Linked DNA regions of Homo sapiens: regions 1, 2, 3 and 4 are each linked to region 5. Evidence: chromatin loops called from intact Hi-C (ENCODE). Cell type or tissue: endothelial cell of umbilical vein. All regions are shown on one strand. Links, peaks and the distances in the headings refer to the core of each region. The heading gives the core; the rest is flanking DNA.

Evidence for each region. Hi-C counts contacts between places; a loop is a spot of excess contacts. Peaks named below come from ENCODE experiments on the same cell type or tissue, not always from the same donor. Only the 100,000 strongest peaks of a DNase experiment are listed, where the experiment ranks them.
Region 1: it touches region 5 in a loop (4-fold over the local background); 4 of 110 quality-filtered maps call a loop at or near these places.
Region 2: it touches region 5 in a loop (4-fold over the local background); 3 of 110 quality-filtered maps call a loop at or near these places.
Region 3: it touches region 5 in a loop (11-fold over the local background); 3 of 110 quality-filtered maps call a loop at or near these places.
Region 4: a loop joins it to region 5, with 2.6 times the contacts of the local background. A loop is called at or near these places in 6 of 110 quality-filtered maps.

Annotation. Positions count from the first base shown.
Region 1 is chr7:32,655,659-32,662,011 of GRCh38, forward strand. It overlaps the pseudogene DPY19L1P1. Among named protein-coding and RNA genes, the nearest start is that of MIR550A2, 74 kb to the right of the region's middle. In endothelial cell of umbilical vein, for the core only: no CTCF peak of the experiment used is centred there; a DNase peak (open chromatin) is centred at 2,493; H3K27ac peaks cover 908 bases.
Region 2 is chr7:32,533,547-32,539,899 of GRCh38, forward strand. All of the region lies in intron 1 of AVL9 (AVL9 cell migration associated), which reads left to right. Among named protein-coding and RNA genes, the nearest start is that of AVL9, 41 kb to the left of the region's middle. In endothelial cell of umbilical vein, for the core only: no CTCF peak of the experiment used is centred there; a DNase peak (open chromatin) is centred at 3,315; H3K27ac peaks cover 514 bases.
Region 3 is chr7:32,724,651-32,731,003 of GRCh38, forward strand. It overlaps the pseudogene ZNRF2P1. Among named protein-coding and RNA genes, the nearest start is that of MIR550A2, 5.2 kb to the right of the region's middle. RefSeq lists an enhancer at 3,283-3,332 and silencers at 3,653-4,292, 4,313-4,362. In endothelial cell of umbilical vein, for the core only: no CTCF peak of the experiment used is centred there; DNase peaks (open chromatin) are centred at 3,571 and 4,051; H3K4me3 peaks cover 1,430 bases; H3K27ac peaks cover 823 bases.
Region 4 is chr7:32,666,784-32,673,136 of GRCh38, forward strand. It overlaps the pseudogene DPY19L1P1. Among named protein-coding and RNA genes, the nearest start is that of MIR550A2, 63 kb to the right of the region's middle. In endothelial cell of umbilical vein, for the core only: no CTCF peak of the experiment used is centred there; a DNase peak (open chromatin) is centred at 3,558; H3K27ac peaks cover 550 bases.
Region 5 is chr7:32,584,260-32,590,612 of GRCh38, forward strand. AVL9 (AVL9 cell migration associated) reads left to right here. Exons shown (of 16, transcript NM_015060.3): 16 at 1-4,467. It also overlaps the pseudogene DPY19L1P1. Among named protein-coding and RNA genes, the nearest start is that of AVL9, 92 kb to the left of the region's middle. In endothelial cell of umbilical vein, for the core only: no CTCF peak of the experiment used is centred there; DNase peaks (open chromatin) are centred at 2,202, 2,762, 3,382 and 4,622; H3K27ac peaks cover 4,494 bases.

The DNA of each region.
Region 1 (6,353 bases), core at 384-5,383, 71 kb after region 5:
GGAGTTTGAGGCTGCAGTGAGCTACGACCTACCACTGCACTCCAGACTGGGCAACAAAAAGAGACACTGCCTCAAAAAAAAAAAAAAAAAAAAAAAAGAATTGATACAGTTGATACAGACCCACTATTTCATCAAATTACTAAGCCTAAGCCTTATATCACATAAGAAGTATAACGGTCATGAAAAGTTAACTTAAATGAATGCTAGTGTTTAAATTTTGAATCAAAATAATAAGATTAAACATTTAAAGAATGCCATTATAGATTAAATTTAAAGAAGAAAACTGCATTTCCAGGAGTAATTCTGAGAATAGTTTTTGATTACCTACCTCTCCATGACTGAAAAAGAAGCACAACACTGTAACCAGGCCTCCTAATCGGCTGCCACTGGAAAAGAAGAAAACATAAATAACAAAAATCCAGGTCAATCCTAAGAAAAATGTTAAAATGGCATAACATCATAACCTCTGGTATTATAAAAGATTTTAGTCACACTAGAACTCTCCTATGCTTATTTATAAAATAGTTTATTTCCTCCAAAGTATTAGTCAAAATAATCTTTTTTCATTTTTAAAAAATCATTTGCTATCTTCAATATGTATAGACTCAGAAAAGCACGCAAACTGAAAGGGAATAAAAAATTCTTACTAGTCACATTGCTGTACATCATGCAACCTGATTTTTCTTTTTATTTTCTTTATAACCTCATATTTATTTATGTCCTTCAACATTTCTCAAACTGCTTTCCTTGGGACAGATGACATACATTAGGAAAAAGGGTGAGAAAGACGTGCAAGGAAAGGGATCCACGGTCATGAGGATGGAAAACCCCACACTGCCTACCTGCTCCTAGAAATTCACAAGGCACTTCCACACATTAAAGATTTAATTTCATATTTCCCAAATCCCATCCCCAAGCTACTTTTCTGCAGAATACACTTGAGAAATACCAGTTTATGAAGTTTTATGTTTCATTTGTTTTCAAAAACTGGAATAGAACACAAATATCAAAGTATGACAATCAGGCTTATAACTCTAGATAAGAAATTACAATGGTGCAATCTAGTAGTTCTAACAATTAACCTTCATTTGCTCAGGTAAGAGTGAAATATGTTCCCTACTGTCCCCCAGGTCTGGGTAGGGGACATAAGGCTATCTTTAGGTTTATTTCATCATGTTCTGCATCTTTACTCTTGAAGTCTTCTTACTCATTTTAGCTCATGCTGCTTTCTTATTATTCTACCCAAATATCCTTCCTTCTTTTCCTCTATCTACCTTCCTTCTATTTCTCTATCTATAAGTATACCACAGAGAGGTCAGAGAGGAAACAAAGAACCAGATGGTATAGGCATCAAAGGCCTTGTATTTACTCTTGTGATGTATGAATGAGGAAAAGAGGAAGAGATGCAATGGCCAGCAGGGATAATCCACGTAGGGAGTATCCAGGAGACAGGTAGGGCTGGGACCCCAGCACAGGTGGCCTGTTTGCCTTGGCAAAAGAGGAGGAAGACTGCATATTTAGTGGCAAGTACTTTGTGGAGTTTCCATGTTCCCCACAGAGCAGAAGACACAGCCACTCGCTGCTAGAGAGAAACGATGGCAGCATTAAACGTTTGAGGAAAGACAGAAATGTCTGAAACACCACTCACATTTCAGGAGAGTGGTAACTGGGGAAAACACAGTGCTGCTGGGATATCTTAGGGGAACAACTGAGGCTGCAGAACACAAATCTATAGGGTCACTAATCATAAGATTGTGTGATTTTTGCCTACCAATTATCAGCCTAGAAAGCACAAATGAAATATAAAGGGGCAAAGAAACTGAGGACATTGGCCAGAAAGTGTCTGAAGTGATGGATCACTGAAATGAGAGCATCAGATAGAGGAGCTTAGAAAGCAGTACAGGCTAGGAAGTGGACGCCAGGGTTCTCTCCTGAAAGGTGTACCACATCTTCAAAAGAGAAGCACACAGGCTAGGCCCAGGCTTCATCACAAGTGATTAGACATTAGAAAGGTTAAGACAGAGTTAATGGTTTAGAAAACAAATAAATACACTTTAGTGTTTTGAACTTACTCTAACAAGACAAAAAATATAGTTTATAGGGAAAAAAATGTGATTTTCTCTTGCTACCCTCTCCCAATCCTATTCACCTAAGAACATTTTAGTATGTGTCTATTCTTCCAAATCTCTCTCTCTAACCGCACAAACATATATTTTCTGTGTGATCATATTAACATCTAAAATTTGTTCCTTTTCTAATTATTCAGCATAAAGATTATTCCTAATCAATATATGTAAAGTTAAAGGGATTCTTTTTATAGATGGCAAATACTGTATAGTACAAATATATTTATTTAGCCCATTCCATATTACTGGGCATATAAATATTTTTCAATTTCTTGCTATAATAAAAAATGGTGAAAGTAAACATCCTCGTACGTGTAAATGCTGGCGCATTTGTTTCAGGAGGGATCTAACTGTGAGACACATGAGTCAAAGGATGTGAGCTGTGCCCGGAAGCACTGCAGCAGTCCACACCCTCGTCACAGAGTATGCAGGAGGTCATTTCTCCACCCCTCGTGCAGCACCTCATGTGTTTTTCAAAATTTTGTCCTTAGGCAGGTGAAAACCCTTTTCTCACTGCCTACTTGTATGCAGCATCATTTTAGTGTTTTGTTTTGACAACATGTATTTTCTCTTCCGTGAACTGCTTATTCATATTCTTGTCTATTTTTCTATTAGACTATTTCCCTACTTAAAAATTAAGGTTATCAAACCTTTGACTGTCAAATGTGAAAATAACATTTAAAAGCTGTCCAAAAAAACAACCACTTTAAGCCTTCAGAAAGATGTAACTGTGATCTGAGTCACATATGGTTACAACTTCCATTCTCAGATTATAGATTAACTTGCTTTCTTATTTTTCTTGTTCAGTACAATGACTACAGAATTAAACACTGTCAGGCACAAAAACTTCCTGCCTTTTTTTTTTCCCAGAGACCGGGTCTCACTTTGTCACCCAAGCTAGGGTAGAGTGGCACAATCATGGCTCACTGCAGCCTCGAACTCATGGGATTCAGCAATCCTCCTGCCTCAGCCTCCAGAGTAGCTGAAACTACAGGTGTGAGCCTGCCTTTGTAGTTAATAACCCCTGTTAAAGATTAACTTTCCCTGTGTTGTTTTACTTTGCTTAGATCAGACTATAGAAAACCTGTCATTATTATACCCTCTGTTTAAAAAAAAAGTTAAATGTACCCTTCCCCAAAAGAAATACCACCTATAACCAATCAAACTGCTGTGACTATGTGCCAATCCGTATGAATAATGTTGTATTCCTGCTAAAAATGTCTCTGTCTCTGCCCATATAAATGAAACCTAAATTTCCCTACTTCCAAAGGCTGACTTCATTCCTTTGGAGTTGGTGTTCCTGAGTGGTCTACCCTCACACTTTGTGCTTGAATAAACGCTATTTAGATTCTGATCCTTTTGATTATTTTAAGTTAACACATATGTGTGACAAAGTATTTTGATATAATTTGTTGTGTATTCTGTCAGAAAGAATTTTTAAACTTTTATGTATTTAAATATGTTGATATTTTCCTTTATTTCTTCTGCACTTTCTGTCTTGTCTCTGAAGGTCTTCCACACCTCAAAACTATAGTCTCCTAAAATTTCTTCTAATATTATTAACTGCATTTTCCACTTAGCTCTTCCACCCTAATTTTGAACTCTTTGAAATACCCAATTATATTAAAATCATTTATCACGTAAACATCCCTTTTACCAGTGAAATGAAATTCAGCCTTTGTCTTATATTAATTCCTTACAATGATAGACTCTGTTCTATTTCATTCAACTGACTGAATTCTTTATTTTTTTGTATCACACTATTTTTATTACTGTAGCATTATGGTAATTTTAACACATGATTTTAAAAAGCTCCCCACCCCCAACTACTCTTATTTTTAAGATTTTTTAGGTAATTCCTACCAACTTATTCTTACATATAACATCTGAACCAGTCTCCCAACCCTGCTCCCCAACCCAAGAAAAAATTGTCAGGCTTCTGATCAGAATGACATTAAATTTATATATAATTTGGGTTGGGAAGGGCTGTCATTTATATGATGGTCATTCAGTTGCACAGTATATTTCTTTCCATTTACTCAATTCTAATTGTATTCCTTTAAATAAAAATTTTTGGGGCCAGCCACGGTGGCTCATGCCTGTACTGTAATCTCAGCACTTTGGGAGGCCAAGTCGGGTGGATCACTTGAGGCCAGGAGTTCGAGACCAGCCTGCCCAACATGATGAAACACTGTCTCTACAAAAAAAAAAAAAAATTAGCCATGTGGTGGCGCATGACTGTAGTCCTAGCTACTCAGGAGGCTGAGAGTCAAGAATCGTTTGAACCAGGAAGGCGGAGGCTACAATAAGCTGAGATTGCGCCACGGCACTCCAGCCCGGGTGACAGAGTGAAACTATCTCAAAAAATAATAAATTTTTTTTTGGACAACCAATGTAAGAGTCAAGTACCAAGTTAAACTTCTAGAAATACAAAGAGAACATGATAAAATCTGATCACAGTGGAAAATTTTAATTCTTTCATAATCTGACAGGTCAAGTAAGCTAAAGGAAACATATTAGGGATCTGAAGGAGATAATCAACAAGCTCAATATTGTGACTATACAGAGATTACACATCATTTTCTTATGTCACTGGGACATCTAGTTGCAAAGGCACCTCATTCTCTGATTAGAAGCTAAAACAACCTAAAACACAAGAAAGATGAGTTTTTTAAAAAATGACACGGGGAATTTAATGTAAAATTTCCGTTTAAAAATTCTCTGGAACGAGGAATAAAAATGGAAATTTAATAACTTTAATTTTCTAAATGGCAGAGTAAAGGTAGAGAAAGAACAAAAGACTCACAAATCCAATTCCCTAACCAAATCTCAGGACGAGGTTTGCCTAAGAAGTCGCACACCCTCACTCAGCTGCCATACAACCTGGGAGGCTCTGAGGTTGGACAATTTCCTGAGGGCAGAGCCACTGTAACTACATTCCTTTTTCACCAAATTACTAAAATACAGGTTATGGTCCAACATCTTCCATGAATATGGGCTCAGCTTTGCTTAACTAACATAAGAGGCAGATTTTTTCTAGTACACTTTTGAGAACTGCAAAGCTAGAGGAGGAGAATAAAATTTGTTTATCTACAAGGAATGTTCTGAGTTAGAATCACTGTGAAATGATATGACTTGAAACAAATCTAAACTAGTGTTCTCGACGTCCACCCTCTCACCCCAATGCATACAGGCTACTAAGTAAGTCCTGTTATTTTGCTAAACAGAAAAGATGCAGCAATCAGAATACCTAAAATTTTAAAAAAAATTTTTCCCATTATAGTTGATCAGTTGACATTTCAGCATTCCCTAGTGGTTAAAAAAAAAAAAAGTCTCTCCTGCAATATTACCACCAACTGTCAGAAAATATGAAAGCTCCTATTGTGCAAATTTTAAAACATTCTAAGCTTGCTAAACATTTACCACATTTACTCATACATCTCATTCACCTAAACCTTGATTTTTCTTAGACATAAAATGAGGGGATAATAAAAAATAAAGCTAAAAAGGACCTAAAAATACTTTACAGTTCTAAAATTTAAGAATGCTATAATTCTCTTCTTTCCTACCTACTATAGTTGTATAGATTTAAATCAATTATCAAGTTTTGATAGGTTTCATTAATCATTGAGATTTTTATCTCTATTTACAAAAATGATGAACCATCCAAAGTTAAACTTTTGAAGAGAAAAAAGTAATCAGAGTTCATTCAAAACTATATTAAATAACTCTTACGAGTTAAGTTTTCTTATTGTTGTATAAATGCTTAAGAAAGAGAAAATGGAGAAAAATTTGGAAATAACCAAATTAAGATAATTTCCAATCTTAAGTTGGAGATTGAAGGCTTGAGCATCTTCCTGGCCCAATGAAGAAATGCCAAGCAGGCCTGGTTCAGAGCTGAGAACCTTCCCCTATACTCATGGTGGCAGGGGGAGGGGGGATTCACTGGTTACTAAGGAAAGAGATAGGAAAGAAAGATGAGGAATAAGGATAAGAATCAGGAAGGGTGAGAAAAGTTCTCAGCTTGGTCGTTTCCAGTCTGTTTCAAGCAAGTCATTAACGCCTTTAATTTAACTCTCTATCTGCCAGTTCTAACAGAAGTTTTCATTTATTAGATTGTGAACTCCTCAATTCACCCATGGTGCCAAGGACCAAGGCTTGTCCATGAAAGAGAGTGAAAGGGTACCTGAAAACAGAACTGTTCAATCAAAAGACTGCTGGCATTCC
Region 2 (6,353 bases), core at 777-5,776, 51 kb before region 5:
TTTTCAAGAGATATGAGAAAGAAACCATAACTGAGAAGAAAACATGTCTGATGCCCAGGGCTTTTTCGTTTTCTTTTGTTTTAAGCAGAAAACATGACAGAGCTTTGACTTTGCTGCCTAAAATATTATGACTATTAAGAAAATAAATACTTTGTGCTTCTGAGTGAAAAGAAAAAATCTCTGAGATACCGAGAAAGGAAGCAAAGAGGCAGAGCAGTTGTGAAGCACTCTCCTTCCTTCTGTAAGCCGTTGATATACGTAGGGTCCATGGATGTGGTTAATGTGTGTGCTAATAGTTTGGCAGTGTGGCTTCTATTTGCCGTATGGTTCTCTGGCAGTGGAACATAGTGCATTGTTAAAAAGTGAACAGAGGGTATTCCTGAAGTACTCAGAGTTCACACTAGGGTACTATGTTACTTTGTTTTTGTAGTTTTCTTGTTTTCTCAGTCTTTTTTTCTGAGGACAAAGTAAATGGAATCTGACTAGAGGACACCAATTTGGTTTATAAACTATGACAAAGCATGGTAATTTTTATTACTGGAGGACAAACATGTCACCCTTTCTTGCATAGTTCATTTAGCATTTAGAAAAATTGCTTTTTTATTCCTTGTGATCAGAGTCAGCTTTTACTTTTTAGAAATCAGCTATTGTCTTATTTTTCCCTCCTCTTCTCCCTTAGTAATCTTGTAAATCTAAAAATTAGAATCAAAATAGATTTGGCCACATGAATATTGGTTACATACAAAGTCATATTTGAAATTTGTGTGATTTAGTAGCAGCCTTTCTGGGGATATTTGATACATTTTTTATGCATTGCATGTATTAATGCCCTACCAGACATCTTTTTTTTTTTTAAGAGAAAAGCAAACAGAAGTTTATTAACATGATTACCTTGTGAATACATGGGAGATAACTCAGAAATGAGAAAATCTCAAGAGTAGATCTCAAAGAGGTGGCTTCAACTTCAGACTTACACACTTCATTCCCCAACACAAAGAATGAAGGGTGTAGGCCAGACAACCCTCATTCTCTGTTAAGACTACCTGGTGAAGAAGTGCAGGGTAAACAAAAGTGAGGTTTGTTATGCAGATTGAACTTGTGCTTTTTGTGTTGATAAGAGTTTCCAGTGATTTAGGCCTTTAATCCCAGCACTTAGGGAGGCCAAGGCAGGTGGATCACTTCAGGTCAGGAGTTCGAGACCAGCCTGGCCAACATGGTGAAAACCTCATCTCTACTGAAAAAAATATAAAAATTAGCCAGGTGTGGTGGCAGGCACCAGTAATCCCAGCTACTCGGGAGGCTGAGGCAGGAGAATCGCTTGAAACTGGAAGGTGGAGGTTGCAGTGAGCCGAGATCACATCAATGCACTCCAGCCTGGGCAACAGAGCCAGATCCTGTCTCAAACAAATAAATGAAAGTTTCCAGTGATTTAGTCATCCTTCTCTTCCTGGTACAGAAAGGAAGACACTCTTACAAATGTAGATATTCTTTATAAAATAAATTTCTCTTACAAAAATACAACTTTTACTGTTTTCAGAGCTTCTCCTGTGTCTGTTTCCCAAAATAATCAGTTTAAAGTAATCCTGTGCCAAAGAGGCATATTTGGAATGGCATATACTGGTGTCCTACAGACATATTTTGGGGTGTCATGTCCTGAACTCTACAGTTGGCTCCCTCCGCCTTATGGAAATGTAAATAAAATCTTTGGAGACCATTGGTTTCCACTGAGCTCCTTCATCAGCTCCAACAGACCAAACCAAGTTAGAGGTCCCTCCTGCTAAAGTTCGACGTCACCAATCTAAGTTATCTGACCTGAGAAATCAGGAGAAAGAGAAACAAAAGTCAAATCCCCAAACAGGCTAGTTTTAGCTGGCATGATAAGGGAGTCTCCTCTGCTTTAACCCTTAAAAGGAAAGTAACTTTGAAACTACTGATTTACTTTTTGTTCCTTATTTCTGCTTTCTTCAGCCTTTTACCCATCCCAAAATACTCACTACCCACATTGCAGAGATGAGCTCTCTCAACTTCTTGTTCTGAAGGTTACGTGACTGGTGAATTGTTCTTTGCTCAAATAAACTGTTAAATTTATCTTGGCAGACTCTATTTTGATCCCCAAATTTGATTTAGATTTGGGGCCATTAAATTTCACTATTTAATAATAACCCTACTGGATGAGAATAAGTGTTTCTCAATTTCTGGTGATATGGTTTGGCTGTGTCCCCACCCAGAATCTCATCTTGAATTATATTCCCCATAATCCCCACGTGTCAATGGCAGGACCAGGTAGAGGTAATTGGATCATGGGGGCAGTTTCCCCCATGCATTTCTCTTGATAGTGAATGAATCTCATGAGATCTGATGGTTTTATAAATATCTGGCATTTCCCCTGCTTGCACTCACTCCATTCCACTGCCCTGTGAAGCAGGTGCCTGCTTCTCCTTTGCCTTCCGCCATGATTATAAGTTTCCTGAGGTTTCCTCCCTAGCATTACAGAACTGTGAGTTAATTAAACCTTTCCTTTATAAATTACCCAGTCTCAGGTGTTTTTTCATAGCAGTATGAGGACTGATATATCTGGGTACTTAACATTGGTTTTCGTCTGTGGTTTTTTTACATATACTTAGGGCTGCCATGTACAGCTATATGTACTTCACGACACAATTGCAGGGAGAGCCATTCATGTAAATGACAATGTCTGTGGTTCTCCCTGGAGCTGTGCAGTGAGGCAGCCTACTACACTTATCATCACTTCTGTGGTGCTGGTTAGTTTAATTGGCATTACTATTTAAATTGTCTTGATTCAACTGAGTATTTAAGAGTCTCATGTTAACTTCCAAGAGAATTCCTCTTTAGCCTCTGTGCCATGAAATTTTGTGTCTGTGTGGATTAATTTGGATATATAGAAAGGGGACAGATATTCAGTCAGTATTTAAAACATGAAAAACATACAATTTAAGATTTAAATATACCATCAATTTGGAAATAACATTCTTTTTTTTTTCATGCTTAATCTCTGATAATTAGGGATTATCAGATAGCAACTGGGCATTCTACAATTCAGTCATATTGTGACATTACTCAGTTAACATCAAACTCTGTAAGGGCTCACTCAGTCCCACAAAACTGCCCTCACTTCAGGCACCAATCACAAGTCCTGGGTCCCCAGGCCACCCCACCTCTGTCTGACTTTGCTACCAATTCAGGGCTTCCCATAACCTTCTCTGAGGTTTGATAATTTGCCAGAATGACTCATAAAACTCAGGAAAACTCTTCGCTTGCATTCACTGGTTTATTATTAAAGGACACAATTCAGGAACAACCAGATGGAAGAGATGAATAAGGCAAGGTGTTGGTTGGTGGGTCAGGGAGTTTCCATGCCATCTTTAGCATGCTGCCCTCCCAGCACTTTGATGTGTTCAACAACCCAGGAACTCACTGAATCCCATTGTTTAGGGGTTTTTATGGAGGTTTCATTACATAGGCGTGATTGACTAAACCATTGGCCATTGGTGATAGAATTCAATCTCCAACACCGTTCCTGGGAGGTCAAGGGGTATGGCTGAAAGTTCCATCCCTTTAATCAAGGCTTGGTCTTTCCGGTGATCAGCCTCTGTCATGAAGCTATCTAGGTCCTCCTACCACTAGAGTCACCTTAGCATAAACTCAAGTATGATTGATTGGGGCTTATTATGAATAACAAAAGATGCTCCTATTACTCAGGAAATTCCAAGGATGTTAGGAGTTTTGTTCCAGGAATGAGGGACAAGGACCAAATATATGTATTTTTAATTATATCACATTTGAATATTCTGAAAAGTTTGCAGTAGTATAATGTTTTAAAAAACTAGAAAAACTCAACAATAGAGGATTGATATTAAAATAATGAAATAATATATATCCATTAGAAAGGAGTTTTTTTTTTTTTTTTTTTTTTTTTAGACAGAGTCTCTCTGTTGCCCAGGCTGGAGTGCAGTGGCGCCATCTCGGCTCACTGCAACCACCACCACCTGAGTTCAAGTGATTCTCCTGCCTCAGCCTCCTGAGTAGTTGGGACTACAGGCGCCTGCCACCACACCCAGCTAATATTTTTTGTATTGTCAGTAGAGACAGGGTTTCACCATGTTGGCCAGGATGGTCTTGATCTCCTGACCTCGTGATCTGCCTGCCTCGGTCCCCCAAAGTGCTGGAATTACAGGTGTGAGCCACTGCACCCGGCCAGAAAGGAGTTTTAATAAACAGTTTTGAACTTGATTAGCAATTTCAGCAGTTTCCAAATGGAAGTATTCGTTGGTAGAAAATCTACCAGCAGGAGAAGAGAATTATAGAAAGCTGCCAACACAGTACAGGCAGTCTGCAATTTATGAAAGAGTTGTGTTCTAAAAGTTGGCTGTTTGAAATTCTGAACACTTTCCCAAAGAAACAATGTTGTAAATACTCTGGGCCCAAGTCAGGCTAGAACAGCCTTAATTTTACCCATGGAATTCTTGGAATACATGTAGTATCCACACTTCTATTTATGACAGTTTTGAGTCAACTGCGTCTTCAGTTTCAGCTAGAACCATCTAAAACTGATCTTCCTTCAGTAGAGTTGCGAATTCGGAGAATATGTTAAGCATAGCATAGCTTCAGATATTAATTAAACTTCTGGCCAATGGCAACCTGTTAACTAAATCTTCAGAACAGAAGATAGATTTCTACACCTGCCCTTAACTCCAAGATTATAGGATGGAAATAAGATTTCCTTCAGAAGTTAAGAACTGCTTGTGATTGTCTTATTTATTTATTTATTTTTAATCCTAAAAGCAATACATATCCATTTAAAAATAATTAAAAGTAGAGGTAGTATGCTCCACTTGCTGTGAAATCATTTAGAAAATTGTTTTTGTGTACACATACAACACAGCTAGAACAAGTGTGGCTAAAAAAAGCAATGCAGTTGGTAAATAAAGATGAAGTTTGTTAGGTTGTTCATATTCTTTTAACTTTCTGTAAGTTTGAAAATTTCAAAACAAAATGGTGGCGATTTTTTTTAAAGTAACAGGAGTATTCGCTTATCTTCCATCCCCAACCTCATTCTCCTCTCCAGAGTTAAAACCTCTGCTAGCAGTGTATATAGATTTTCAAGTGTCTTTTCAAGCATGTTTTTTAAATCCATTTACAGAAAATTTTTTTTGCACAAACGGAATCACAGTATATACAGAATCATACTACAGTCACCAGTCAAGGGATTTTGTCCAAGACCCCAAGAGCAGGTTCTTGGCTCTCATGCAGGAAAGAATTCAGGGCAAGTCACAGAGTAGAGTGAAGTTAAAATGATTTACTACAGACTACTGAATTACAGAATAGGGCATCCTCAGAGAGCAAGAGGAGGGTGCACCCATTTCAATATAATGCTAATATGGGTTATTAAGAAAAGTGTACTTTGGCCAGGCGCAGTGCTCACGCCTATAATCCCAGCACTTTGGGAGGTCAAGGCGGGCGGATCACCTAAAGTCGGGAGTTTGAGACTAGCCTGACCAACATGGAGAAACCCCGTCTCTCCTAAAAATACAAAATTAGCCGGGCGTGGTGGTGCATGCCTATAGTCCCAGCTACTTGGGCAGCTGAGGCAGCAGAAACGCTTGAACCCGAGAGGCAGAGGTTGCGGTGAGCCGAGATTGTGCCATTGCACTCCAGCCTGGGCAACGAGCGAAACTCCATCTCAAAAAAAAAGAAAAGGAAAAGAAAAGTGTGCTTGTGACCAGCTTGTGACAGGCTGTTAGTGTTGTTACTTTCCTATGTTACTATTGATTTTAGCAAGAATTTATGAGTGTACTAATATTTTTAAAGCAAAACCTATTCTTAAACTAAGAATGCTTTTTGTTCTTAAAGTACTGGGACATTTCCATAAGTCCTGGGTCTTCAGTTAGTTAACATCATTAACTTGTTCTCTCAAACATAAATGCCTTGTGACCAACAGTGCCCAGTCTCCGGGAACATAACACAGCAGATTTGGCTTTATCCAGCCTTTATTCAAGATGGAGTCACTCTGGTTAGGGTGCCTCTGACACTGTTGACTGATATTCTACTTGCTTTTAAAATTTAACAGTATTTATTAGTTTTCTCTTGCTGCTGAAAAATTACCACAAATGTAGTGCCTTAAAACAACACAAATTTATTAAAGTTCTGAGGTCAGAATTCCGAAATGGGTTTCACTGGGCTAAAATCAAGGTGTTGGCTGGGCTCCATTTCTTCTGGAAGCTCCAGGAGAGACTCGATTTTCTTGCTGTTTCCACCTCCTAAAGGTCTCCTGCATTTCTTGTTTCATGGCCCTTTCTTCCATCTTTAAAGCCAATGGAATAGCATCTTCAAAT
Region 3 (6,353 bases), core at 957-5,956, 140 kb after region 5:
ATTCATGCATACACAATGAAACATAACAATACAAACCTGCTACTGTTCAAATGTTTCCTACCATTCAAAGCTCAGTTACTTAAGCTAGAAACCAAACTGTTTCACATGATTCTTCACTCACCTTCCCCTCTCTTACCAAACAATTACCAAGACAGGGTCTTGTCCATTCTACTTCCAAAATCTCTCTCAAACCCACATTATCCACATTATCTTTCCTGCATATCCACATTATCTTTCCTGCAATCACTTGCTGAGAATATAATAGTCTTCTACCTGGCCTCCCTGAACCTACTTTTGTCCCTTTACTAATATTCTTTCCATACCATTGATTAAATAATGTTTTAAAATGAAACTCTGTTAAAATTCTTCAATGGATAAAGTATAAAATCCTTCACCAGTGCACGCCTTTCATGATCTGATCCTCGCTTATATTCCCAGCACCATTTCACATCATTTTTCTTCTCCATCATTTCCAGGAATTCTAGCCTTCTTTCAGTTCCCTCTTGCTTCAGGATATTTGAATATGTTATTCCCTATTCTTAAAATACTTATCCTCTTACTCCTCATGTTGGTAATCTTATTTTCTTATTTGTAGTATCCCTCACAGTTGTAACTGCTAACAGACCCCTTACAGCATAAACTCTATGAGGGTAAGGCCCCATGTCTAGCTGGTTCATCTCTGTGTCCCAAGTGCCAAACAGTAACTTATCACTTATTGGGAAGGTAATTAATACCATATTTAGGTGATCATTTTCACCACTCAGACAGGGTCACACCTTCTAGCTGATTGAATCATTGCAAAGTATCTCATTTTATGAGGCATTTTCTCCAATCCTTTACATTGTACACAAAAAAATATAATTGCCCCTCAAACATCCTCATCAATTCTATTTTTACTGAGGCAATCAGTAAAAAATGTAAGGAAAATAGATTTAGTTTATATTCCAAGAGTTGAATGTTGTTACAAACAAGTCTAAAAATTTATTCATAAAATATAATAAGTCATGTTGTTAAGAATTTGAAGAAATGCAGAAAAAACAACAGTGTTAGTGTTATAAAAAGAGATACATGTGGCTCTCAACAAGTCTCAAGGGACAGCACCATATTTGAATTATAAAAGTGCTGAAATGCAAACATCTTAAATGGAAGTGACCACTATGTATCCTGGAAAGCTGTTGGATGACTCCAAAAGTGGTTCTTTGACAAAGAAACCAATGTGGAAGATAAATAGGAAGAGTTTTATTAATACTATGAGCATATATAAAAAAGTAATGTTTCTAAATCAATCTATTATTGCATATCCGATTTTTAAATATGTATGCATAATTAAATTTATACATTAGCTATTACAAATAGATATTTGACTGTTTAATCTATCCTCAAAATTTATATATTGAAGCTACCCCAAAAAACATCTTTCTGTATCTTCGCATTCTGAAACAGAAGACTAACTTATAGTCAAGATTGCCTTACAATGGGATATGTTAATACTCAAATTCCAAAATTTATACTCAAATTTGTAAGTACACAGCCTTCTCAGAAAACTACTTTAAAACGTAAAATACTCATTGAGGTGAGCCAGTTCTAATTTTTTTTTAAATCAACAACAGTATTTTACAATAATTCTTAAAAGTGAATCATAATATTATTAAATGTTTATGAATGTTTACAAATGACAGCATTTTTGGAAGAAACATGCCTTCACAGCTTTGAACTTCATTAAGAGGTTCTATTCTGGTGACATTCCAGCAGGTCTTAGTTTCTAGTCCAAATAAATTCATTATTCCCATGGATGTGCGACACCAGGAGGCTATGATTACCTTTAAAAAGATAAAAACAAAGAGATAATGGAGGAAAATATATTCTCTTCATAATAATAATCTTTCCAAAATACCATTTTGTGATGGTTGCCTTAGACATTATAAATTCTGACAAATTTATTTAGATCATTTCACTTAGGAATCAGTCACTTCAAAATTACACATTATGCCTCTATATAGAAAAATATTATATATGTGATAGCCAATTCTGTAATATAAATAATAGTAAGTCAATATAAAAGTATATAATTAAAATACGGTGATTAATAGAAAAATACAAAGATTTATAGAAACATTTCATAATTCACTTCATTTAGATCCTTGAATTTATTCCTTCATAAAATATATAAAATATATTATAAAAACTGGAACAGAATGGAATAATAGCACCTGTACCCATTACAATTTTAATCAAGCAGAAGATTTAATTGACCAATTGTTTCCAAACTGCAAGCTATTTTTAAAAGTTCAAAGACAAAGAAAAAATAACAGAAAAAAATTTCCAACAGAATGTTCATGTCTCAGAGGTTTTTTAAAAATAACACTATACATTCTGGGAAACTAATGTGAAATCACTGGGGGGAGAATGTCAAAAAATAAAGAGTTGAAAAGAGAAAGTAAGCACCTCTTAGAGCTAACCATTTTTAATATTTTGGTGATTGGTGCGGTGGCTCACGCCTGTAATCCCAGCACTTTGGGAGGCCAAGGCGGGCGGGTCATGACGTCAGGAGTTCGAGACCAGCCTGGCCAACACAGTGAAACCCCATCTCTACTAAAAATACAAAAATTAGCTGGGCGTGGTGGCAGGCGCCTGTGATGCCAGCTACTCAGAAGGTTGAGGCAGGAGAATCACCTGAAATCGGAAGGCAGAGGCTGGAAATCGGAAGGCAGAGGCTGCAGTGAGCCAAGATCACAGGACTGCACTCTGGCCTGGGCCACAAGAGCGAAACTCCAACTCAAAAAAAAAAAAAAAGTTGGTGATTATCTTTCCAGTCCTCCCCCTAGGCATTTAAAACATGAAATTAGAGTTATTCAATACTACCTAATGAGATCATATTATCAACGTTAATGTAATATACATCACTAAACATCAGAAACATCTTTCCTCGTCTCAGAAGCGTAGTTTTATTAGGCAGGTTAACATAGTAGGAAAAGCATAGCTTTGATATCAGAATTGAACTCAAATTCTGACTCTGCAAGTTATAGTTTCCATGGTCTCAAGTAATCCTTCAACGGCTGTCAATCACTTCACCTCTCAAATAAGTTTAATAATAACCATTCTACAAGAGAAGTGAGATAAGCGCTCACATATACAGTCGTATATGTCCTGTATGTCCTAAGTATAGTGCTGGCATATAGTATGCAGTGAATGCTTTTACCTTTTTAAAACATTCTGTTCTAAACTTACATTTTTATTTGTAAATGAGAAATTAATCCCCTGTGAAATTAATCTCGCAGGGGGAGCGAAGCCACGGTTGCGGGGGAGCGAAGCCACGGTTGCCGGGAAGCGCGGGCCACCCCTCCCTCCCTCTCATTCTTCGTCCTCCCCTCGCGCGCCACCCGTTTTTCCTCTTTCTCCGTTAATAACGGCTGGGTGGCTGGGGGAGGAGGGAAGGTGGCTCCGGCGGAGTCTGGGCGGGCGCCTCCCACTCAGCCGCCAGTCGCCGTGGGAGCCGGAGGATGGCGGCGGTAACAGCGGCCGCCGGAGAGGAGGCGGTGGGGAGGCCCGGGGCGCCAAGCGCGACGGCAGAAAGCGGCAGCGGCCCGTCATGGCGCACCGAAACCAGCGGCAGTCGCACGGCCACCTGAGTCGCCCCTTCCTGCTGGAGCCAGCGAGGGGTGCCTGCAGCCGGGACACCTTCCTCTCCGCGTCTCCTCGTCTCCCGCGCCCGCGTCAGGCCGCCAGCCTTGCCCACCGCCCCGAGAAGAGCGCGCCGGGCGCCGACTGCCCCTCGGGGCGCCGAGCGGCGGCCCTGGACGTGCGGGGGCCTCTCTGGGCCGGCCGCGGCGCCTCGGCCCTGCCCTCTAGCTCCCGCGTTCGCTCCTACCCTCTTGGCTCTCGGGGCACAGCGCGCGGCCCGGTCCGGAGCAGGGCGGACAGGAGCGCCAGGCAGAGCGGCCTGGCCGCCGCTAACGGCGCACGCGCGCGTACTCGGCTCGGATCTACCTTCCAGTAGCAGCGGAGTGGCCAATGGGACCGGGACCAGGGCTGGGGGCCGGGGGGCCGCCGCCGCGGGGAGGTTCCCGGCTCAGGTGCCCAGCGCTCACCAGCCCAGCGCCTCGGGCGGCGCCGCGGTGGCCCCGGCAGCCCCGCGCAGCTGTTTCCTGGGGGGCGTGGCGTCGGGGGCCCGCGCGGCGCAGTCCTCCTTCAGCATCCCGAACAGCAGCAGCGGTCCGCAGGACTCGCAGGACTCGGTGCACAGCAGCCCTGAGGATGGCGGCGGCGGCGGCCAGCACCGGCCGGTGGGCGGGAGCCCCGGCGGGCCGCGCCTGGTGATCGGCTCCTTACCAGCTCACCTCTCACCGCGCATGTTTGGAGGTACGGACCCCTCTCCACGCGCCCGCGCTCGGTTCTCCCGCGGCTGCACGTGGGCCGTGGCCGCCGGCTATTTTTACCGTTCTCCTTTTCTCCTTCCGCCGGGGCGCCGGGGGCTGCTTCCCGGCCCAGCCCGCCAGGGGCTGCTTCCCGGCCCAGCCCGCGCCGGTCTCCATCCTGGGAAGAAACCCGGCACGTAACACCTGCGGTGTCGCTGCCGCGTAGACACGTGGTTTTGTTTTTAAACATCGTGAGCACCCACACCTCAGCGGGTACTCAGTAGAGATAGTCTATTTTCCAGTGAGTTGACTGGAGCAAATGTTGTTTTACAGCAAACCCACGAAATAGCCCTTGTGGTTGTGGCTTTTAGTACCAGGAAGTCAGGAGGAGACGGTTGCTAAATGTAGTTCTATCTGGGGACTCGAGTGGGGCACAATTTTTAAAAGCCAAAAGTCAGAGGGTCTCAAATGAACTCTGAGTTACCATCTTTGGACCGACTTTTAATATAAAGCTGTAATCCTTAAATCTGTGTCAGTAGTCCCACTTACTATGTCACTTTAATTGGATGAATGCGTTAATGAAAAGTTTGTTTTCAAACCTCACTAAACTGCTACTTAAGATCACAGTTAATGTGAGTCCTGCTTAATTTGGAAAGCATTTAAAAAATGGAAAAGTTTCTTAGGGAAGTAAAAATTTTGCAACTCTGCCTACAAGGTACAGTAATTGGCTAGGTTCTTTTGAAGAGCAGTGTTGACTAGAGTTAAGGAAAAGTCAGTTGTGAAAAATGGACATTTTTAATAGCAAAATGATGTGCTTTACTGTAGAAACAGGAGGAAGGGTGCATTATCCTGGGGAAAATGAATTCTTCAGTTATGTTTTATGCTGCTCTACTTTATTGCAAAACGCTAATATTAAATGAATCAAGACCACCTCCCCTTCCCGCTTTATGAAAATAAATAGAAGTATAGAAGATAAGCATTCCCATTTCATCGCATTATGTATCTGATATTAGAAGAATTCGCAACTGAGCACAGATGAGCAACGAAAACACCATCCCCTACATTTTTGTGCCTCTTTTACTTACATATTTGTAAACGTAGGAACTGTGAGTGGAGACTTAGTAAAGTGGAATACGTAGTAATTTATCTGTTGTGATGTTCTGTGCTATCAGCACACACGCCAGCATAAATTAAAAATAGGAATGTCATGTTTAGTTTTTCCCATCTTTTTAGTAACGCTTTGTACATTCAATATGGAACGACGCTTGACTTTTAATTAGCTACCTTGTTTTAAAGTAATTTTTGCTTCTTAAAAATATTCATCCCTCTTAAAATTGGGCCATTTTTAAAAGTCATTAGCTTTTGAGTAAAAGAACTCCACTGGTGTCTTTAAAGTGATTTGATCACAACTAACACAGCAGTTGAAGTTGCTGTAGTCCGCACTGAAGAATATAAAAGGCAGTTTCTGAGAATTGGTGATTACTGCGAAAATGAAGAGCAAACTGGTTTTTAATATTTATCTTTTTAAAGTGAAAATTTGCATTTAGCAGTTATCAAAAGATGAATATTTGTTTGCTAAAGAAGGGTCAATAGGAAAAGCCTTGTCAAGTTAATATTTAATATGCTGATTTTTAAAAATTCACTTTCTAAGAGCTGATCATTCCCTTTGAGAAACATTATAGTTCTATGGGTTTATTTTGTTAAGTAAATGCATTCTATTCAGAGCAAGAGACAGTTGAGCCCCATGCTATTCCTAGTAAGTAAAAATACCTAGTTGCTTAAAGTTGGAGATAAAGCATTTATCTTTTTTCTTATCTAAGTTCTAGATTTGTGCACTCATTATAGTTCTTTTAGTGCTGTTGGGGTTGGGTGACTGGGGCCTAGTAGTACAGTGACACTTTCTGAGGAACTTATAGCAGCCTTTCTCACCCGGCTTTCTGGAGACAATTGTGCCGTAGTGTGCAATGAATTTTAACTTTCAGCACCAGTGCATTTAGG
Region 4 (6,353 bases), core at 681-5,680, 83 kb after region 5:
GTGACCTTGGCAAGCTATTTAATATCCTTGTATCTCAGTTTCCTCATCTATAAAGTGGTTTACCTATCTCATCTGGTAACCATATGGATTAAATGAGTTTCTGATTGTAAAGAGCTTAGACTACAGTCTCACACATAAGCATTTTACACATACTGAATTTCTCCAATCAACAACAGTCTTCAAGAAAGATTGGAATCTGCAGAGGGAAAGCTTCAGAATGAGTCCACTGGAAAAATACTTCCTAAATTGGTAAATGCTAGTAAAGCTTATGTGATAGATAATATATTTTTATTGTGCCTTTCATATATGGCAACCATAAGCTAAGTTTTTCTTTCAATATTTTATTAATTATGAATTTATTCAATCAAAAAATATTTTGGAAGGCAAGCATTCTTCTGGGTCCTTTGCAAACACTACCTTATTCCATTCTCACATAGAAGACAGAGTCTCTTAAACTCATTTAGGTGTTCTCCCCTCTACTCAATCACTTCTTTAAAAATTGTCTATAATCTTCCATTTTAGTTAACCTAATAAAACACTGCACCTCCCTTTTACAACCCTAAAAGACCTCTGTTACTTTATATTTTCTTTTACATCTAAAGGCAAACCAAAGAACTGGCAGTCACTCTAAGTTCTGCTCACATCATTTATTCAAATTATATAAGAACTCAACCTTAATAGATTCCACCCACAATTTAGAGCTTCTATACAGCTTTTTTCGGTCTTCTAGCCTTAATCATGACAGCCTAAGTTTGCCAGACATCTAAGGAAAGCACCTAACATGGAAGGTAGAGACCAAAAGATGTTTAAAAAAACAAGCTAGGCTGGGCACGGTGGCTCAGACCTGTAATCCCAGCACTTTGTGAGGCTGAGGCGAGTGGATCACCAGGTCAAGAGATTGAGACAATCCTGGCCAACATGGTGAAACCCCATCTCAACTAAAAAATACAAAAATTGGCTGGGCGTGGTGGCGCGTGCCTGTAGTCCCAGCTACTTGGGAGGCTGAGGCAAGAGAAAATTGCTTGAACCCAGGGGGCGAAGGTTGCAGTGAGCCGAGATCATGCGATTGCACTCCAGCCTGGTAACAGAGTGAGACTCCGGCTCAAAACAAACAAACAAACAAACAAAAAAACACAAGCTAGAAGATGCCAAGATTATTCTGGGAGGGTAAAAACATCATTAATACCCTTAGAGAGAAAATGTGTTGAATCCATGAAACAAAAATAAAATACTATTTTTTAGAAAGGAATGTTTATAGAACAAACAAAACTACTTGGAAATTAAAAGCATGACAATGAAAAATAAAAACTCATTAGAACAGCTGGAAAAAATAAGGCTGATAAAATGTTCTAGAATGTAAAACAAAGCCAAAGAGCTTAAAAATGGGGGGAAAAAAAGAAAATAAAATAAAATTAGAGGACTGGGAACTATGAACATCCAAACAATAAAAGTTCTGAATCAGAAAACAAAGGGAATGAAATAAGTATAGAAATAATTCAAGAAAATTCCCAGAAATCAAAGGCATGAGTTACAAGACTGAAACAACCCATCAAGTGTCTAAGAGAACACATGAAAGCAGATCTACACTGAGATGGTATTGCTCTGAAATTTCAGAACCATAGAGACAAAGAAGATATTCTACAATCTTCCAGAGAGAGGAAGGGGAAGCAAAGGTCACATACAAAGGTTTAGAAACCCAAATAACTTCGGAACATCTGAATGGCACCATCTGAAGCAACCGACAATGTTTTCAAGTCTAGAGTTCAATACTTGGCCAAACAGTGAACCAAATACGAAAGCAAATAAAGACATTTTCAAATATGCAAAGTTTCATAAATGTTTACCTCCCAGCTATCTACTCTCAAGACCTACTTACTAGAAGATGAAGTCTACCAAAGTGAGAAAATAAACCAAGAAAGAAGAACAAACAGGATAAGGGCACAGGAGATCCAACAGGGGAGAGCAGTCAAGGAAATCCCAATGAGATGCCAAGAGGACAGATGTACACAAACCATGGAAGGTAGCCAGTCCAGAACCAAGTACTTACTGACTCATGCCCAAAATCTCCACATTTTATTTGTGTGAGCCTGGATGAGCCTGGACCAGATTCTTGTCTGTATTTTATCTTGGCTCCAAATGCTTTACTGCTGGCATCAGTTAAAGACACTTATGTCACTCACAGAAGTTGTTCTGCTTTGATATGCTCCAGAGAGCCAGGGTAAACAGTGGTGAATTTAGAAAGAGGGAACAGCTCTTCCCCTCATGATATTTCTGCTGGATATTCAGTACCTGGCTACTACATTTCTGCCAGATGTCCCTACCAACTGAGTCCCACATTTATCCCAGGACTAGCTCATGACCTTGCCTACTGATGTCTTTAGGAATCAGGCTCCTGGTTGAAAATCTATATGGGATTTCTCAGGCCTGGCCATATGCAAGGCTTTGCCTGGCAGGCCTCACAGGGAAAAGAAGACCTTCACACACCAGGCTTGGTGCAGAGCCAGCGTACTGTAGTCTCTCAGGGGAGTTGCAGTCAATGACTCAGCCATTTCTGGGTGATAAAGCTCTTCTTATATTTGCCTTCCTAGCCCAGGCACCTTTATTTCCTGGTCCCATTCTCTGCTGGCAGAGAGGGGCTCCTTGAAGAGGTTGCTCCCCACTCTGACTCAGACTCTGCACTCTTTGGCTCCTGGCCCTTCTCCTTTGCCCCACCACCTCAAGAACCATAAACTGCAGGAGCCTTTTGTTCCCTTTTGATGGGGGTGAGACATCCTGATCGTCACATCTCACTTATACCATTACAGTAAATGATTAAAGGCTTAATTCTCACTTTTGCCTTGTCGCTTTAACCAGCCACTCCAATACCTGGCAGCTCAGCTCCCTCCCCTAGCTCAGCTGTGCTCCTGACAGCCTCAGAAAGTTCCCTCAGGGAACCTAAAGACCATGACTCAGAAATTCTCTTCTTCTGGGAACTTTCATCTAACAAGGGCAATAGTGTCCTCCCCTTAAGCAGCTAGGTTTGTGCCTGATACTCAGTTTTTCAAAACTAAACACACCATATTTAATATATACACATGAGTGGCATAATCATAAAGAAAAACAAGGAAAACATTGGTCCAAAAGTTAGGATGCCATTTCCTCTGAGGGTTGAGGGAAGGAAAGAGAATGCATTAAGAAGGAATTTTAAGGGTATGAAAGCTCTGATAATTTATTTATTTTTTTAATCTGTGTCATGGGTATGTAAGTATTCATTTTACTAATCTTTAAAAATGTATATAAAGATTTTACACAATTCCATAGTCGTAACATTTTACACATAAAAAAGTATTTTTTTTACTAGTTATTTATTTACTGGGTCACAGATAATACACTCATATGATAACAATGCATAAAATAAAGTAAGGAATTTCACACAGCTGTTTCTGACAAGAGCCTCAACATAAACTGAAGGGATAATTTAAAAGTTCCAGTAAAAGTATTGCATGCGGTACAATAAACCAAAGTCCAAGTAGGCAGCAGTGACTGGGCAGCTATCAGTCAATAATGAGACACTCCACAGGGGCATTGTTCTGTCTGCCCCAGGATGACTCATCAGCCACACTCACTGCCCACTGTTTTCTCCAGAAGACCTCCTCTGACGGCACTTGATCTAGATGGAATCAAAGGCTAAAGAGTCTAAAAAGCTAATGAGGTATTTTGGGGGCAACCTCGGATAGGATACTGAATGGGAAAGAACTCAAAGATTCTAACATAAGATCTAAAAATCAACTTAAGTACTTTTATAATTCTAAGACATTTCTCTTACCTTAGGGAAAGGAATTTTTGTCTATCCTTCAGCTCCAGTTTTAAGGAGAGTAGTAGGAACTCTGAAGACAGAGGCAGCAGTAATCAGGGGAGAACGCTACAAAGAAAATGAAGTTCAAAAAGACAGCACCAGAGTCCTCTCTGGCCAGTCACAGCCCTGGTCTGTGAAAACCCTGGGTGGTTTCATGCATCATTTCACCATCCTAAGATTCAAAACAAATCAAGCAATCAAAGGCAGGGCTGCTAAGTAAGCAGCTGCACAAGCAGAGCAGTGGGAGTGGTGAATGGGACCAGGGCCTCGCTGCTGGGGAGAGGAGGAAGGGGTGGGAGACTAGATGGGAATAGCAAAGGGACCCAAGGGAAGTCCAGTTAAAAAGTTTTGTTGGCCGGGCGCAGTGGCTCACGCCTGTAATCCCAACATTTTGCGAGGCCGAGGTGGGTGGATCACCTAAGGTCAAGAGTTTGAGACCAGCCTGACCAAAATGGTAAAACCCTGCCTCTACTAAAAAAAAAAAAAAAAAAAAAAAAATTAGCTGGGTGTGGTGGTGCACGCCTGTAATCCCAGATACTCAGGAGGCTGAGACAAGAGAATTGCTTGAACCCGGGAAGCGGAAAATGCAGTAAGCCATGATGGCACCATTGCACTCCAGCCTGGGCAACAGAGCGAGACTTCGTATCCAAAAAAAAAAAAAAGTTTTGTCTTAATTTTGTCATGTGAGAGGGGAGGTAAGGGATGAACACATTCTGAGGCAGATGGGAAGGAACCAGGAAAGCAAGCCTGAAGGACAGCGACGGGCAAAGAAGAACTGGCAGCCAGTAGGGATAAATCTAACACCTACAAAGGAATGAGCCTTAAACAAAGGCACTTTTTTCGATGTTTCTCTGATCCCACCAGGCCTCTGTATCCCAGTATTGTACTCCCTCTTTTATTTCAGCTAGTCAGTATTTTTGGCACCCTTTTCAAAAGAGAAAGAAAAAAACTCCTGCTCAGAAACCCTGTTATTGTTTGTACTCATCCTTACATAGCAGTAAAATTTATAATACACAAATTTATAATATATAAACTTTATATACATATGTATTTTTCCAGAGAACTGTTAAACATATACATTATTTAACAGCTTAATACACTATCCAATCTATTCTTCCTCAACAATGCACCATAACCTAGCTAACCTCGAATTCCAAAATAATACTAAAATCACACTAAAGTACAAAGAAAAGCTTTAGAATCACCTGCTTGGTATCTGCCTTAGAGTCCAACGCCAAAAGTTTTTTATATTTATCAATAAGGGAAACTTAAGCATATATGAATTTCCTCCAGAAGAAACTATGGGGAAAGTTCGAACTGCCCAACAACCAATGCTCCTTCTTACTTGCAGAACAGAGATTTCTACACATTGGGTCTTAAGAAACTGGCCTTCAGAAACTGTTAGTCTGTGGCTAAGAAATATCAGGGTATCTTATGAAATAAATAACGGTAAGTATATATCAATACAGCTTCAAAAAATAATTAACAATGAGTATTTTTAAAAAAATACTAAAATACTGAGAATTCCAGAAAAAGAATTATACCATGAGTAGGCTGTGTTTGCAAAACAGATCTCACTTCATCTTCTCAAGTTAGAGCTTGGCAGCCTGGCTCCATTCATCATTTGGCTGTTTTCTATTTTCCCTTCTTCTATTTCTGGTGAAATGGACTGGCTTACATGGCTTCTAAAAACTTACATGTATATTATTTCAAAACAAATATACTTCTGAATTTAAGATGTCACAGTCAATCTGCCCGCAAATTTCTAATCTGCTAGACAAATCTCAACTTTTATTTCTCAGTATATAATACAATTTATTTTTTCAATCCTAAAAACAACTTTAGATATCCTCCTCTTTATTTTTAACCCATATTTTAAGAAGTCTGCAGCTTTATCCCTCTCATAAAATTACAAGGGTGACTAACCATCAAGGAAGAAAATATTAAGAACTAACTAGTAATTTGAAACCTCTAAATGTACTTCAGGTCAAAAAACATACAAAAATGCAATGAAAAACACTGATAGAAAAGAAGTGATAAGAGACTCTATTCAAAATAATATACATCAGGATCAATTGTGGGAAGAACCTTCAGTTTAGGATGCCTTTGAATAGAGCTAAAGAGATGGTTCCGGGTTAAGAAAAAGCCCACAAACAGCAAAAGGAAAGCTGGAAAAATGAAAACATGTGCTGCTAGTGCAGACCACCATGGGGTCCAAGAGTTGGGTAACACAGAAGGGGCCAGCTAAAGCACAAAGCAGTCAAGTGGGCAGAGTGAAACAAGCTATAGCCACTGACACTGGAAGAACCAGAGACAGCCATCTGGAAAGACCCAAATGCTCTAAGGTAAAAGCTGCCCTCATGCCACCTTAAGCAGTAGTCTACAGACTTTTTTACACCAAAACTACAGTAAGAAGACTTTACACAACTCAGCACACATACATATGTGTGTGTGTGTGTGTGTGTGTGTATATACATACACACAGCAAATGGAAGTTTCTCTAAGTAGTATCTATCCT
Region 5 (6,353 bases), core at 704-5,703:
TAGATGGTCACTGTAATTTATACTTGCTAAAATTAATTTATATTACCATTTTCTCTAAAGTTGGCCTTAAAACGTGCTTATAAAGTGAAGGGGTCATACAGTTGGGCCTTCATTATTTTGCTGAATTATGTGATGATTTTTTTGCTTTCTACCCACAAAACATTTATTAATTCACTTCCTCCCAGAAACATGAAAGTTAGAGGTGGTAGTTCTGAGGATTGGGTGTTTTGTTTTACGTTTTTAGTTTGTTCTTTCCACATCCTTAAAAACTTGGTTTCAGACATCAAGGAGTATCACTGTGCTTTCCTCCTCTTTATAACTGTGCAGGTGGGTGTGCAGAGAAATAGCAGAGTGATGGTTCGATGATACTGAAGCAGTTTAACATGAATGTGTCTGTAGGGCAATACTTTCAAAGAAGACCTATGTGTTTATTTTTCAACCGCAGTCATGTTGCAGTCTTACAAGCACTTTTTTTTTATTCCAGAGTTTGTGCCATCTGTTTCTCTTTTTTTTTTTGGGGGGGGGGGGGGGGCGGGGTCTCACTCTATCGCCCAGGCTGGAGTGCAGTGGTGCCATCTCGGCTCACTGCAACCTCCATCTCCCGGGTTCAAGCAATTCTTGTACCTCAGCCTCCCAAGTAGCTGGGATTATGGACATGCGCCACCATGCCCAGCTAATTATTGTATTTTTAGTAGAGACGGGGTTTTGCCATGTTGGCCAGGCTGGTCTTGATCTCCTGGCCTCAAGTGATCTGCCCGCCTCAGCCTCTCAAAGTGCTGGGACTACAGGCATGAGCCACTGCGCCTGGCCTGTTTCTTTTTTAAACAGTTTTCTATTGGGTGTTTGCAGACCTACAGCTTTTCTCGTAGTCTTATTCATAAAGCTTTTCAAAGCACTTAGTCTTCTACTTCCCTAACTGAAAGTCCTCCTATAATCAATCCCTACCCCCTTCTAGAAGTATCTTAAAAGAAAAGCAAGGTGATTGTAAGTATTAAATAGAAATCTCATCTTAGTTTATATTCAGCAAAGTAAGAGGCAAGAGAAGAAAACTGCAGCCTTGACATCTGTCATCTGAGAAAGGATATCTGGTTTCATGTTAGGCACATACATGCATGTGTGTGCCATCTACTGATGATTTGTACACAGCTGGACCTCGTGTGTTTGCCATGCTCAGCTCTCATTTGCTTTTCAAGGATACCTGGGATGGCTGTTCTCAGAGAGTACTTACGGGGAACAGACTGCCTTTTAGTAACAAGGGATACTTGGGAAATACATTGTGAGTATGATCTATCCCAGATTGCTGGGGAAATAAAGGAGGGCCCTGATTATATTTGGTTTATTCCTCACTAAATGTTTAAGAAGTAAATGCTCCCAAGGCATTTGAAATGAACATAGAAACATAATCTAAATGTCTCTAAATTTTCCACTTTGTGTTTTCTAAACACAAATTGTATTACTCATTTGAGCATAACTCAAGAATTCAGCGATGATAAATTGAAGGGCTGAATGTGAGAACTCCATTAATTCCACTTCTTCCAAGAAAGTTAACCTCAGGAAATGCTGTTTGAAGAGAAGAAAGTAGTACCAAACAAAAACCTTAAACAGTACTTGAATCTTTTTTGCGCTGAGACTATAAAGAATTCATTCTAACATCTTGTTTCATAAGGGCCACATCATTCGTTGGAGCATGATAGTGTGATTTGTGTACAATTGTTACCTCTCAGCTGCTGAAGTTCACACTTCAAGGATCTAGGAGCTCTGTGAGGGGTCGTCCAGCAAGATGCTGATTTGTCTTTCAGTTGGTATGGTTTCTGTGATCGGGGTAAACTCCCGTCTCCCACTATTCAAAAGCAGCCCAACTCATGCTTTGGAATCCACTGAAATAAAAATAGTTACATGAAGTTTAACTTTGCTTTAATATCACTTGTTCCTCATTGAATATACACTTTGATCGGACTTTCTATTAACATTTCTAGCTAAGAGTTTGACTCTTAGTGGTCACTTTACTGACTTTCCAACATAAAACAAGTATCTCAGAAGATACAACTTTCATCATAGAAATGGTCAAAAGACCATAGCTATATTTCCTTCAGGTTCTGGGAGGTGGAGTTTTTCAAGGAACACTGGCTGTTGTATTGTTGGCAGGGGCCCCAAGGCAGCTCGCACAATCAAAGGCAGGAAGCCTCACCCCTGGTCCTGTGACCCCCCCCCCCCACACACACACATACTTCAGGCTTGGATTCTAGGCTCCAAGTGGCCAGCATAGAAGCAGCAGCCTCTCTCCAAACCCTGGCTCTGTGAGCCATAGGAACCAGCACTAGGTCATCTTCTGACATAGCCCTGGTGAAGGTGTGTGTGTGTTGGTGGCCACACTTGCTAAGGCTTTTGTGTCTAAGAATTGAGTATTTGTACCTAGGTGTGAGGGAACCAGGGTCAGCCAGCCTTTTTCAGATGGCGCCAGGCACACACACTACATCAATGGCTTGCTGGTGGCTTCACCACTATCCAGGTGACTTAAAAGAGTGTTTGGAAAATGTCCCTGGTATACTTCAATTCCTACTAGACATTGTAATGACAATGGTGTAGGTAAGGAAGAGAGAGTTAAAACTACCAGTTGTGGAATAGAAATAGTTGCATGTCCAAAGAAGGCTTAGAATGATTGTGCATATGCAGTTGGCTCACATAACCAGCATGAACAGTCTCTCCCCAAATCCATTAGTGATTCACTACCCCCCGCCAAGCACAGCCCTAAAACAATTCTCGTCCACTTTCCTGTTAAGAAACACAGCAGCAATATACTTTGGCAGCAAACCAGAGCATATGATGTAACTTGCTCAACCTTATCTTCCTTTCCAAATTCTATACTAAGCATCTGATGTTTTTTAGAATAATTTCCTTTGGAAAGCCAACGAGAAAACAAATTAGGAAGAGAGAGAAGTGAGAAATTGTTGCATGGCTGAGGAACAAGATGCTTAAAATCTGAATGGAAGTATTTTGAGAGCAGTATTTCATGTGCTAAGGGTTATAAGAATTCTTTTAGAAAGGGATTAGAATTTTACTCTGCTAGTTACAAGTTTTAAAGTCACGCTACGGCATTATCACCCTGGCAGGTAGGTTTTGTTATTGTTTTACATTTTGTGAAAAAAAGTTTTGTAGAAGTTACAGCTAGTGGTCTTTTCCCTCCAGAGCCAGTGATGAGTGTGGGAGCACTTCAGCTCTGTAAGGGGCCAGCGTTCTGACCTTTAACCACATGAACTAACCTGCGTCAGCAGTTGCAGAAAGTAGCCTGTTAGGACAGCAGCTGCTAAGCGTTGCCTGGTATTTTAGTGGGGAGAAGGCTGGGACTCTTCATGGCATCAACACTTGCATGCTCTGAATCTTTGATCAGAGATGAGGTGCCATTTTTGGCATTTCCACCCCGTCTCGTGGTAGCCTTTAAAAGTGGTAGAAGATGCTGCCCTAATTCCCCGAGGATGATTGTCATTCCATGCAGCATAATGTGCCGTGAGGAGTTTTCTCATTCCAGTTCTTTGGACTTCGTAACATTGGAATTGTTTTTCCATAATTTCCGGCATTCCATAAATATTTGTCAAGGACAAAGAAAAGGAATGTGGATGTTTATTCTTTTCATATGAATGACTTTGTACACATGACTTCCTGCTTTCATTATGAAGGAGGGGAAACTAGTTCCCTTGTATGGTAACTCCAAAGTTAAAAAATTGTGCATGTCTGAGGGGTTGAATATATTTTGTAAAACTCTAAATACATTTGTATTTCTGTGCTGTTCTAAAGTTTACCTTTTTACTTATATGAAAGATAACTATATATTTAAATCATGTAAGTGGAACACAGTGTAGGGGGTTTTTCCAATCTTATTTTTCATCAGGTTCTCACACCCACGTAGTATGCTGCTCAAATTTTTTCGTGTGTGCAAATGTGAACATTTGAACATTTCAGTTAGGTACTGAGCCAGAAAAGGTAATTGAAGTTTTCAGAAAGCTTCTGTGCTTAGAAAATATTTTGTTGTTTTCTTAAAATATTAGTATTTTGTAGCTGGAAGAATAAGATCAAGGCTTACATGTTTCAGGCCACTTGGTCACTGGTTCCTGAATTTAGAAAACATTGGATTAATGAGTTGGTGAAGGCATTTAGTGGTTACAAAAACAGTTTAAATATTTATGATTAAAGGCTTTTCACAAACCTTTTTAAAGAAAATTTAGCTGAGAAAACTTAAAAAGTTTTCTAAGGAAGTTTAACTGTGGCACATGTTTTGATCAGAAAGGTAGTTCTCTTTGCTCTGGTAGTTTTAAAGTTTGTACTAGTTCTTTATTTCTGTTGTTTTTTTAAATTGTTAAAATTATAAATCACGTCTAATCATACTGAATTGTAAAACTTGAATTGTATCTTTATTTTAAGCATAAATGAGAATAAAATGATCCTGTTCACCCTGCCTACAGTTGGACTTGACCTGTCCTAGAAGTACCCTGTGTGTTGTCCATGTGGTTTCTGGCCTCCTTCACAGTTAAACGGCAGCTTCATTTATTAAGAAACCACACAGAATGAACTAAAGACTCATGACTCATTTACTCTCATTTTGACATCGCTTTGACAGTGGTGCCCAGCTTTCAAGGCAGTGACCTCTGCAGGAAGAGGCCCTTAGCTTCTGTGGAATGCTAAGTGCAGAGAGCTGCAAAAAGTATCAAGCAGAGCCTGGTCACAAGATAATGTCTCATTAGGATATTGTCCCAAGCAACCCATTTTGCACCTGGACTGATAAGTGTCAAAATAGCCCTTGATATTGCCACTGAAGACTCCTGCCACATTTTCATGTATATGTTCATGTACTGGGTTCCCTTACAACTGTTCTACAAAACAGGCTTTAGGATGTGCTTCACAGAAGAAGTGACAAACTTCCTTGCCCCCTGGGAATGTGTGCTTCCTTGAGTGCTGGTGCAGGGTTAAGCTGGAGTTACCAGTGTTCTTTGATGTGGACCGTGAGAGCCCTGGAGCTGATGGGATAACTTGAGGACAGTGGAGCTTCCTCTACTCAGGGAAAGGAAGGCATCTCCTTCCCTTTCCAGATGTCCCCCTCAGACTGAGCTCTCCTGTGGGGATGTGATGGGTCCCTATCACCCACCAAGGAAGAGCTGCCTACCCTTCATTCTGATAGGACAGGAGTTGCAGTTATTGAATCTGGTAACATCTGGAAGGAGTGTGATTAGGGAGCCTGTTCTTTCCAAGGAAAGTTCTTTCCATCCTTCATGAAGGGCTTCTCTCTGCCTGAGGTAATGTACACAGGGTTGGGGAAGCCACTGCAGCAGGACTGACCTGTCCAACTTCACCATCAACAGATCCTCACATGGCACGCATAGACACTTTGTATGATCATGAAGATCAGAATGGTCGTGTTCTGTGTTCTTGATCCCATGAACCACCTGCTTTTGGAACCACTGACATCCCAACATAACATAATTAAGACTCAAATGTTTTTAAACATTTCACTGGACTGGGCTGCACTCCTGGAGCACATAGATGTAGGCTAGGCCCAGAAAAATTATGAAAGCCACTTACTGAAATGCTGATCATTGCTGAGGGCAAGTGATGGGTACATAAGGGCTTCTTAGACTATTCTGTTTGTGTATGTTGGAGAATTTCCATAACGAAGAGTTAGAAACTACTTGCTAGCCATTAAACAACGTCGTTACCCATGAAAAGGCACTAGTTCCTGTGCGGCGGACCCTGAGGGCCTGACTTAGGAACTGGCTTAACTTCGTAGCTTCTCCATGGATGCCCTGGCCTCCACAAGCCCTCTCACCAACTGAAACCTTGGCTGCTGCTGTTGCCTTCCCATCCCTCTAGTTGTTGGAGGAGCACTATTGAGAGAACCCGTAGTACACAGTAATCAAAGACCCAGCCCAACCTCTCTTCCTCCTGAAAGTCTTCCCCAGGCTACTCTGAGTCCTTTCTAATACCTGGATTCTCAGGGGCCAGTGGCTCACACCTGTAATCCTGAATATTTTGGGAGGCTGAGGCAGGAAGACTGCTTGGGCCCAGGAGTTCGAGACCAGCCTGGGCCACATAGGGATACCTCGTATCTACAAAAAATTTAAAAATTAGCTGAAGGCCAGGTGCGGTGGCTCACACCTGTAATCCCAGCACTTTGGGAAGCCAAGGTGGGTAGATCACCTGGGGTCAGGAGTTCGAGACCAGCCTGACAAACATGGAGGAACCCCGTCTCCACTAAAAATACAAAATTAGCTGGGCGTGGTGGTGCATGCCTGTAATCCCAACTACTTGGGAGGCTGAGGCAGGAGAATCGCTTGAACCCGGGAGGCAGAGATTGCAGTGAGCCA